2 separate regions of the Homo sapiens genome follow, and region 1 is linked to region 2. Evidence: chromatin contacts called from ENCODE Hi-C or POLR2A ChIA-PET data. All regions are on one chromosome and are shown on one strand. The core of a region is the stretch at or near the end of the contact, and the rest is flanking DNA. Distances in the headings are between cores, read along the strand shown. Region 1 overlaps HOMER2 (homer scaffold protein 2). Region 2 holds the start of WHAMM (WASP homolog associated with actin, golgi membranes and microtubules).

The links. Hi-C counts contacts between places; a loop is a spot of excess contacts on that map. ChIA-PET counts read pairs that join two places held with the same protein, here RNA polymerase II (POLR2A).
Region 1: a map of heart left ventricle shows a loop between it and region 2 (4-fold over the local background). The contact joins the enhancer-like site here to the promoter of WHAMM in region 2. A Hi-C loop is called at or near these places in 2 of 168 maps with a recorded cell type or tissue (Caki2 and heart left ventricle). POLR2A ChIA-PET finds 5 or more read pairs at or near these places in 3 of 52 experiments (BJ, Panc1 and naive thymus-derived CD4-positive, alpha-beta T cell).

What each region holds. Positions count from the first base shown.
Region 1 is chr15:82,873,225-82,878,036 of GRCh38, reverse strand. It overlaps HOMER2 (homer scaffold protein 2), which reads left to right. Exons shown (of 9, transcript NM_004839.4): 3 at 2,633-2,764. Among named protein-coding and RNA genes, the nearest start is that of WHAMM, 66 kb to the right of the region's middle. Within about 2 kb of position 2,882, at least 2 of the 41 ENCODE cell types and tissues checked have a DNase peak (open chromatin) inside an H3K27ac peak, as active enhancers do.
Region 2 is chr15:82,808,326-82,813,304 of GRCh38, reverse strand. It overlaps WHAMM (WASP homolog associated with actin, golgi membranes and microtubules), which reads right to left and starts at 3,677. Exons shown (of 10, transcript NM_001080435.3): 1 at 2,970-3,677; 2 at 29-202. The coding sequence starts at 3,578. RefSeq lists silencers at 2,772-2,941, 3,162-3,271, 3,292-3,421.

The sequences.
Region 1 (4,812 bases), core at 1,633-4,132, 66 kb before region 2:
GGGTTGGCTTTCTGGGGTCACGTGATCCATCCTGATCCAGCTCCCAGCCACACACCTTCCTTAGGTCTGTCTTGGTTCCACCATATCCACCCTGCTTGGGGCTGAGCCAGAATCCCCCCACCCTCCAAGGTCCCATAGCTTTCCCCTACACTTGCCAGTAGTTTAGATCTCCATTTTCCACGCCCTGCTTCCCTGCCCCCATCTCTTGATAGTGTCCAGTGACAGTAGACAGATCTCTTGACTTCTCATGTTGCATTCAGTTTTCCAGATGGAAAACATTTGGTAAAATGTCCTGACTCAGATGGACATTGGCATTATGGAAGGGTTATTATAAAGAAAGGAAAAGTCAGCTGGACCGTAGCACATGAACATCAGTACTTCATAGATGGGGAAAAGAAGAGGGGCAGTAATGTTTCCTTCATCGTGTATAAAATGAGAAGCAACATGATATGGAAGTTTATAGGACAAGTCTTGGAGTCAGACAACTGGGTTTTTATCTCTAGAGTCTCCTACTGGCCAGCTTTAATGTGTTACCTTAAGCAAGTTAGTTTAACCTTTCCCAAATCTCAGCCAGGTGCGGTGGTTCACGACTGTAATCCCACACTTTGGGAGGCCAAGGCGGGCGGATCACCTGAGGTCAGGAGTTTGAGACCAGCCTGGCCAACATGATGAAGCCCCTTCTCTACTAAAAATACAAAAATTTGTCGGGTGTGGTGGCGGTCACCTGTAATTCCAGCTACTCAGGAGACTGAGGCAGGAGAATCGCTTGAACCTAGGAGGTGGAGGTTGCAGTGAGCCTTGATCATGCCATTGTACTCCAGCCTGGGTGACAGAGCAAGACTCTGTCTCAAAAAAATCAAACAAACAAACAAAAAAACTTTCCCAAATCTCAGTTACTTCTGTGAAATGAAGGAATAGTCGTATGCATAGGCTCGTTGTAAGGTTTAAGTGAACTAATATAAATGAGGCACTCAATAAGTGTTCAACAAATAGTAATTGCTGTTGTTAGTATTCTAAAAATTATTTTACCAGCTAAGCTAAGGTTTTCTCTTGAGCCAGTGGCTTATCAGCAAACTCAATAGTCTGATAGATAGATAAATGTAGATCTAGCAAGAGCAATGATACTTCTGTTACTACTGACAGCTGTCACTTACTGTCTAGATCCCTTTAGTTAAGGCAACGGTTTGTATCTGGAAGGTCTGTCCTTTAGCAAAAGAGTAGACTCAGGTTCCTACCACAGAAAGCAAGCCCTATGCCATTCAAACTTTTTTTGTCTTCTCTGTTTTATCAGTTACAAGGAAAGTGTTCTGAGTTGACCATTGAGAATAAACAACCTTAGTAAGTAAAATTGCTGGTAGGTTCACTCTTTAGAATACTTACTTAGATTGCTCTTATTCCCTGTTCAGATCATCTGATGGGGAAGCAGCCAGTGGTTATTGCTACCCTGCCCTTACATAGACACCCAGTAATCCTTTATTTCCAAGAGTATTTTTCCTGAGTGTTTCTTAGAGTCCTAGGGCTTGCAATGATTTCTACTGAATAAGCCATTGTTGATATTTTATAACCCTTATCAATTGTTTGATGTCTTTGCCCTCTTCCTGACTACTTGCCATTGAAAGACCAGGAACCTTGACTCATTCATCTTTGTATCTTTGATTAGCAGAATGTCTGGTGTATAGTAAATGTTCAATAAATGTTTGAATGAATAAAAGTACCATGTGCTAGATATTATCTTCTTACCCTTCCACCTCAGATTCATCCTCTACCCTTCTTGACACTGCTCTGGTCCCTGAGGGGCTAACTTGCAGACATCAGTGGGCTCCCAAGCCCTCTGGCTTCTAGCTGGGTTTATCCAATGGCAAGTGGAAATCAAAGGGAGAGAGGCGAGGGTGTTTGCTCCCCCAGTTCCCCACTCCTGTGAGGTTGCCATGTGCTGACTGTGTCCCCCAACAGGTAGCTTGCTCTACGTGACCCCTCCCCCTCCCAGGGTCTGTAGCCTCTCCATCCCCTCATTCTTTTAGGCCAAGGAGTGGTGACAGCTAGCACCAGGCTGCTGCACCATCCTTACAGATTCCCTGTACCCCACTCACACCCGTATAATTAGTTTCTTTGTCAATTAACCCTCCACAAATTATCCTAATTGGACTGTACCTGCTCCTTCCTGTTGGGAAGCAGCAGGCCTCAATTGCTTATAGAGATTTTCAATTGTTTGAGTTGGACACTGGGGCTCCAGGTGACTCATAAAGCGACATAGTGCAGTTCTTCCAAGAATGTGGGACATGGCTAGCCATTAAGGGCACTCTGATGCGTGGCAGCTTTGGGGAAATAAATAGCAGTTTGGGAAACTATTCTTTGTTTAGGAGAGACTTTCTCCCACGGATAACGTGTAGGATCTTATTTTAGACTGACTGTTAAGTCTCTGAAGTTGCCCCTTTTCATGGTTGTGTATCTGACTCAGCATGGGTTGTTCATCTGACTCAGCATGGGTTGTTCCAGGAGAACGCGGGACCAAATTTAACAGGGCAGAGGATACAGGCTTGAAGCACTGGCTTTGCCAATAGAAGACTTTCTAAGGAATGACTTTGTCTCATTCAACATTTAAATTTTCACTCTTTGGGCTGTTTTTCTGCAGGTGATCATAAACAGCACAATCACACCGAATATGACCTTCACCAAAACGTCACAGAAGTTTGGGCAGTGGGCCGACAGCAGAGCCAACACAGTGTTTGGTTTGGGGTTTTCCTCTGAGCAGCAGCTGACAAAGGTAACTTGGTCCTATCCACAGTGCAGTAAATCCCGCATCAGATGCCATTCTCATCAGTGATTGCCCGCCGAGGGATGTGCCCTTGGTGAGCAGGATTCCTTTCTGGTCTTTGGTTTCACTCCTCCTGGCATCACGGGGCTGCCAAAGCAGAGGCCCTTTTGAAATACCAGGTTCACGGAAGTCATCTGGGGAAGGGAAATTCGTATCTAACAAATGCTGCTTTGGGGCCTGAAGTTGCAGTGTGGCCAGTCCATCCTCCCCTCCAGGTGTCAGCCACTGCTCCCTGTGCCCGGTGGTATCAGCGCACAGACTGAGCGCTGGCTTGTGTGCCAAAACCAGATCCATTGGGTTTTCAGGACTCTGAGGATTAGGTGACCTTCCTGTGTGAGGGCACAGTTATCGGAGGGTTGTTACTATAGAACTTCCAAGGAAGAGACTGTGTTCCTGCTGCCAAGAATGCATCTTGATGAAATAAGCATGTTACCCCTTTTGAAGTAAGGCACACTTTGTCTCTGACAGCCATCAACGTCAGTGACTCTGTTTTTGGAGCTCTTGGGGAGTAAGGTGATGCATAATGGAAGCGCTTAGCTTGGACTCCCCACGTGCCTTAAAATGCCACACAGTGGTGTGTGTATGTTACTTTTTTTCTAGGGAGAGGATTCATAGCTCCAAGTCACTTCTCCAAGGGCCCTGGGACAAACTCCTTGGATGGTTAGAAAGGTGTTGAGGAGCAAATCATGGCTGACCACAGACTTGGAGAACCTCAAGAACTGAGGGAATAAACTGATCGCCTCTGAGAGGCCTTACTCAGCAGTTTAAAGGGGCTGAGAGCCTGTTTTAGAGACTACATTTCCTTTTAGGGTGGTAGAAGAGCCCTTTGTAAGTATTTAGAATATTTTGGTTTAAGGTAAGACTGACTAGTTTACAAGTCAAAGAAATTTATTGGAAGAATGTTGGAGTCTCTCAAGGAGTGCAGGAGAGAGCTGCAAACCCAGGGAAGGGCCAGAGCCAGACTTGCTTCTGGCAGCTTGGCTCTAAGAATTGTTTTTCTCTAGACCCTTGCTGTGAACATCTGACTGACTGGCTGGACAAGTGCTGACCCAGCCTCTGCTCTGCTGACACCATCCTCAGCACTGAGGATGCAGAGATGTGGCCCTTGTTCCAGGGCTTCACAAATTTCCAGATTCTTGGGGAATTGACAGAGTTGCCTAGAACAGACTTGACTGCTTGGGTTACTTGTGTGTATTGAAGACAGTTTTCAAAGAGGGGGAAATTAGGGTGAGTCAGGAAGCCTCCCACAGCAGAGGCCTGCTAACTGGTCCCCTTCCTTTGTCCAGTGTGTGTGCATGTGTGTGTATACTCACATATATGTGTGCACGCACACACACTTCTAAGGAGGTCCCCAGCGCACAGATCCGGCCATCCCATACCCAGTCACAAATGAGCACCCCAGTGGGGATACCCCACAGACTGTCCTCTGCATCCCAAGGAACTTCCACGAAGACTCTGTTTCCTTAGAAGCCTGAGAAGTCCAAAATGGCCTGATGGCACTCTGAGCATCCACCCTTGTGCCGCCCTCTTACAGAAGCATTCTTTCCTGGGTGCTAAAACCTCCAGATCACCAGGGCCTGGAAACATGGACAAAAAGCAAAAATCTCGAGGGCAGGTCATTGGACATAGTTATGGGAGACGTCCTCTCTGTCCACAATCCCTCACTTCCTGGGCTTGTGTGCTGTGATCCTGGATGTTCAGCAGGCACGAGTGCAGCACAGTTCTGCAAGGCCTGCCACTTCTGGCTGATACGGTACCTGGGAGGAGCTGAGAATCCTATGGCAATCACTGTTGCTTCACTTCATATGCAGAGAAGTGAGTTCTCTGCAGCCTCACTTGGTTTGAAGCAGTGTCATGTGGGACAGAAAGTATTGGGTAAATCTTTGGCTGATAGGGCTGGCAGAGGCATGGCGGTCCACAGTATCTATTCTGGTGATGATAAATCACTCTTCCCCTGGAATAAGGGGCCCAGTGGAATCAGCCTTCACCAGGGAGCT
Region 2 (4,979 bases), core at 2,428-4,927:
ATAAAGTAAAAATTTTAAAAAAACATACCAAAATATCAAGCTTACATAAAGTTGCAACTTCTCGCATAGCCCTAAATGGCTGCAATAAGTACTGGAAGAACATGGTTGCCACGGTAACCAATTCCTGGTATGCTTCATCTTCCTCTTGGTAAACGTTCATTAATGCTACCATGGTGTTGGCTTTTCCGTGTCCTTGAATAACCTAGAAAGCAAATGTGAATAAAGCTCAAGTCAGGACAGTATATTTAATACATACCCAACAAACAAAACTAAACAAAAGAAACCTTCATGTTCTCAACTTTTAATACATCAATTTTAAATACTGATTAAATATGAAAATGTTATCATCCTCCATCAAAAATGCCCAATAAAACAAGAATGGTTAAGAAAAGTATGATATATCCATGTAAGAATATTATTACTGTAGTCATTCAGCACTGTGCTTCTGAAGATTGTTTAATAATATGGAGACTTTTGTCCAGGCATGGTGGCTCACACCTGTAATCCCAGCTGCTGGGGAGGCTGAGGCAGAGAATCGCTTGAACCTGGGAGACAGTGGTTCCAGCCTGGGCAACAAGAAGGAAACTCCATTTCAAAAAAAAAGACACTTTTATAATATTAAATGGAGAGGCAGAGTGCAAAGTTTAATCTCAACTATGCACTAAGTATGCAGCGAAAGGGACCCAAAAGAAGGTTTGAGGTTGTGGATATTTTTTCATTTCACTTTTCTGACTGTAAAGGTGTTGTGAGGCTGTATTCCTTTTTAAAGCTCGTAAGGGCCAGGCGTGGTGGCTCACGCCTGTAATCCCAGCACTTTGGGAGGCTGAGGTGGGCGGATCACGAGGTCAGGAGATCGAGACCATCCTGGCTAACACGGTGAAACCCTGTCTGTACTAAAAATACAAAAGATTAGCCGGGCGTGGTGGCGGGCGCCTGCAGTCCCAGCTACTGGAGAGGCTGAGGCAGGAGAATAGCATGAACCCGGGAGGCGGAGGTTGCAGTAAGCCAAGATGGCGCCACTGCACTCCAGCCTGGGCGACAGTGCCAAGACTCCATCTCGAAAAAAATTTTAAAAAAAGACCTCATAAAACATTACAGAGCTGTCTCCAAGTACTTCAGCATGTTGATTCTCTTAATGCCCCAGATTAATATTCCCATGAAGCCCTTAGCAGTCACCTCATTTACAGAGCCTCAACTGTGGTTCCAGTCTCTGCTGGTTACTGCTTCTGCTGCAGGGCAGAAAATAAACTGAACAGTGTATAATCTAGGTGGACTCACTTGGCAGGAAATTATTTTACTCCCAGAAGAAGAGAAATAAAATCAAATAATATAGATTTTTTTCAACCAATACATTCTTAAATTCTCCTATTTCCATCCTTCTGCTTAAGGATAAAGTGATCTACTTTCAGCTATAGTTTTTTATCCAGGTAATAATATTATGGGTTTTTTTTTTAAGTGAAAGCCTCACTGAACAAAATCAAAACACACACGCAAAAGTAAACTTAAGGCAAGTGATACATTTCAGCCTTATTTCTTAAACTATTCAGAAAAATTCCAGAGTTAAAACATTCAGCTTCATTTTATATATCCTAGCAATACTAGCAATTGGTCTAATTCTAGAATCAATTGCTTTTCCATTCTAAATATTAAAATTATATATTTGAACACGTTTTGAATTTAAGCTTCCTCTCCCAACCCCTCATTTTTAAGTTCCAGATAAATATGTGAACTACACTAACGTGAACGGCTAGCTCAACAGTATGAACTACATTCATGCTATAGTACCCCAGAGTGAACTTAAATTTGGGAAAACTATAACTTTTCTGATAGTATTTACTACAGTAAAATACATCATAAACATGTTCGATTTTAAGGAGAAACCACCTATCTCTGTGAGAAACCGAGTGTGTAAAAAACAAGTCTGATACAAAATGATATCATTTTTGAAACTCCCCTGTGGGTTCCTCATATCCTAAGGTGAAGACGATAAAGTTGAAGATCAAACGCTGACTGGCCTGAAACTCCCCTGTGGTTTCCTCATATTCTAAAGTGAAATCAACACGAGAAGTGGGTGTGTAGATATTTACACATAAAACCCACAGTACAAAAATGACCCCACTAACGAGCTCCTTTTATAAAACCATTTTAATTTGGAAAGCTTATTCTACATTTAGCTTAGGCTGAATTCTTCTCTTCACTTCCCCTTCCTCAGAAGAATGCACAGAAAAAAATCATTCAGGTTAATAACAGCAGTGAGCCGAGACTCCAGCCTGGCTCTCCTTAATAAACTGTGGGTGTGGACTTAGAAGGCATATTTTCTCCTAAACCCTTCTGTGAACTTGTACTTCCCCTCCCCTTAGGTTCAGTAAGTTTACCACTCAAATAATTACTCTCTCTCAAACTACCTCTTTCAAGCTTAAAAGGGCACTAATGCGGTCATTCCAAACTGATGAATAAAGTTCACCTTCTGCCGGCTTTCCATTTGACCAAGTATATATTACTTAAAACAAAACACCCTATCTCCTAAAAGCCATTTCTTCCTCTAAACCATTTTATCCCATTTGCGACGTCCCCTCATACACAGGAATTGCTTACATTTAGTCCGTGTTATTCTTTCCTACATGGATGGGTTGTTTTCAGTCTTGCTTGCAATATTTCTGGCATTTCCTGTTACAACATCCTGCTCTGCCAGCATCTTCAGGGCAAAAGTTGGGGGCCTAGCCCAGCTCCCAGCTGCAAGTACACTAGGCTCTAACTTCGCTTGTCCTCTCTGCAGACCCTCCCGCAGCTCCCGCCGGTTTCCCGCAGCGGTCCCGCGCAGGTGACGGCACTGGGGAGCCCGCGGCCTTCTCCGCCCGCCGGCTCCTCCCCGTCAGCCGTCAGCCAGGGCTCTCGGCGCCGGGGGAGCCTCCCACAGTGTCCCAGGCCATGGAAGCGCGGACGAACGCCGGCGACCGGGCCTCGCTTACCTGGCGCAGCCGCGCGTCCGCCTCGACCCACCGCGCGCGCAAGGCCCGCTCCCGGAACTCGCGCGGGCTTTCGCAGTCGGCCGCGCCGCCCTCAGCCGGGAAGAGTGCGTCGCGCACTGTGGCGCCGCCGCAGCCGTCGGCCGCCGCGCCCAGATAGCGTTCCAGCTGCCCGCACAGCTCCTGCAGCGCCGCCTCGCCGGGACCCGCGCGCGTCGGCCACAGCAGCGCCCACAGCCCGAGCCCCAGACCCCAGGCCCCGCCGCCGCCCACGTCCAGCTCCGGCGGCAGCCGCGGGAAGCAGCGCTCCAGAGGCGGCCACAGCGCCGCCAACTGCCGGTGCGCGCCGCGGAGCCCCGCGGCCGAGAGCAGGCCGGCCCAGCTGGACGGGGAGACGGCGGCCTCAGGCTTGGGCTCGGGCTCGGGCCCCAACCGGGCCCCCTCGCGCAGCCGCCGCTGCTGCGCGGTACGGTCGTGACAAGTCACAGCGAACTTGCCCTCCGCGCCGTTCCAGGCCACCAGGAAGCGCAGCCGGTGCCTCTCGGGCTCGGCGAAGAGGCCCTCCCGGACCGGCACCCAGCCCTCCAGGCTGTCAGGCTGCTCGTCCTCCATGGCTGTCGGCAGCAGCGGCCCTAGGGCTCGGCGGGCGCGGGCCTGGCCTCCTCGCACCGCCTGTCACGGGACAGTCCGAGCCAAATCATTTTTCGCTAGAATCGAAACCGCGTCAGTGCCCCAGCAGCACCCTGGCCCCCGGCACTTCTGATTGGCTGGCTGCCGGAGGTGGGGCTTACAAGAGGCATTCGGGGTTGGTTGGGTGATAGACGAGAGGGCCAGCGACAACCAATGAAAAGGTGAGAAGGTCTCCCTCAGGAGTCAATCATCTCGCAACCTGTTCAGGAGTCTGGGAAATACAACTCTTGCCTCACCTTTTCCACCCAATACATACGGACGTTGGAAAAATATCTGTTGAATCGGCGAGTTATTGTATTAGTCTCCCACACTAAACTATGAACTTGAGAACAGGGACCAAGCTGATTTTCTTTTCTATCATCAGGGCCCTATTGAGTACATGGTTCACGCCCTTAAGAATGTCACAAATGCGTTGGGGAGATGAAATATAAACTCGATAGTCATTTATTGAGGGCCTCTAAGTGCCAAGTACTGGGCAAGAAGCCGCAAATTTATTTTTGTCAATTCAACAAACTTTTATTGAGTGTCGGCTGTGTGTCAGTATTGAGGGGGTGGAGTAAGAGGGGGAATTCAGGGCACTGCAGCTCCCAACCAGGGTGTTTAAATACAATCTGTGTTCTAACTCTTCACTTTAGAGTTAAGGAAACGGAGGCCCAGACAAACTTAAGATACACCGACACTCGGGCTCGACATGCCCCCCTGGCTACGGAAGGCCTGTTTAAGGAGATATCAGGAAATCCAGTTTACGTGTCAGGGTGGAGCTAAATCTGTTCATGCAACAAGCACCAAGACGGCCCTAGTCTCTGCCTAGGAAATGTGCAGTGTAGACTGAGAAATACAGTCCATGTCAGCTCCCATCCTGGGAGTGCACTGAGACAGGTGGTGGGAATGGGAGGAGGAAAGGAGGGAGATGCCAGGAAGCTGGGATCAGGAGCCGTTTGCCAAAGCAAGGCCTGTGAGGTGTTGATTCGGGAACAAGTGAAAGTGTTTGTGAAGGTTTTGAGCTGGGAAAAGTTGGAATCAGATTTTGTACTTGCTGTTATCCCCAAGGGTAAACAATAAGCAAACGAAAAAATCAGGGCGAAGCTAAAGCTCTAGTTAGGGCATCTCTCTGCCTTGAAAATGACCTCAAGAAATCTAGGAACCTCTGTGGAATGCAACTTGAAGATGGAAAGGTGCCTTTGTCTGAAGGTCCCTCCCCTTTTATGCCTGCTGCCGGTGTGAGGGTTGGGGATTGGGCCCTGGGACTCAGTCACTCAGTCTTCTTGGAGAGATAAACTTTTAGCTGAAGTGATTGATTTTCCCCTATTTTAATATACTATT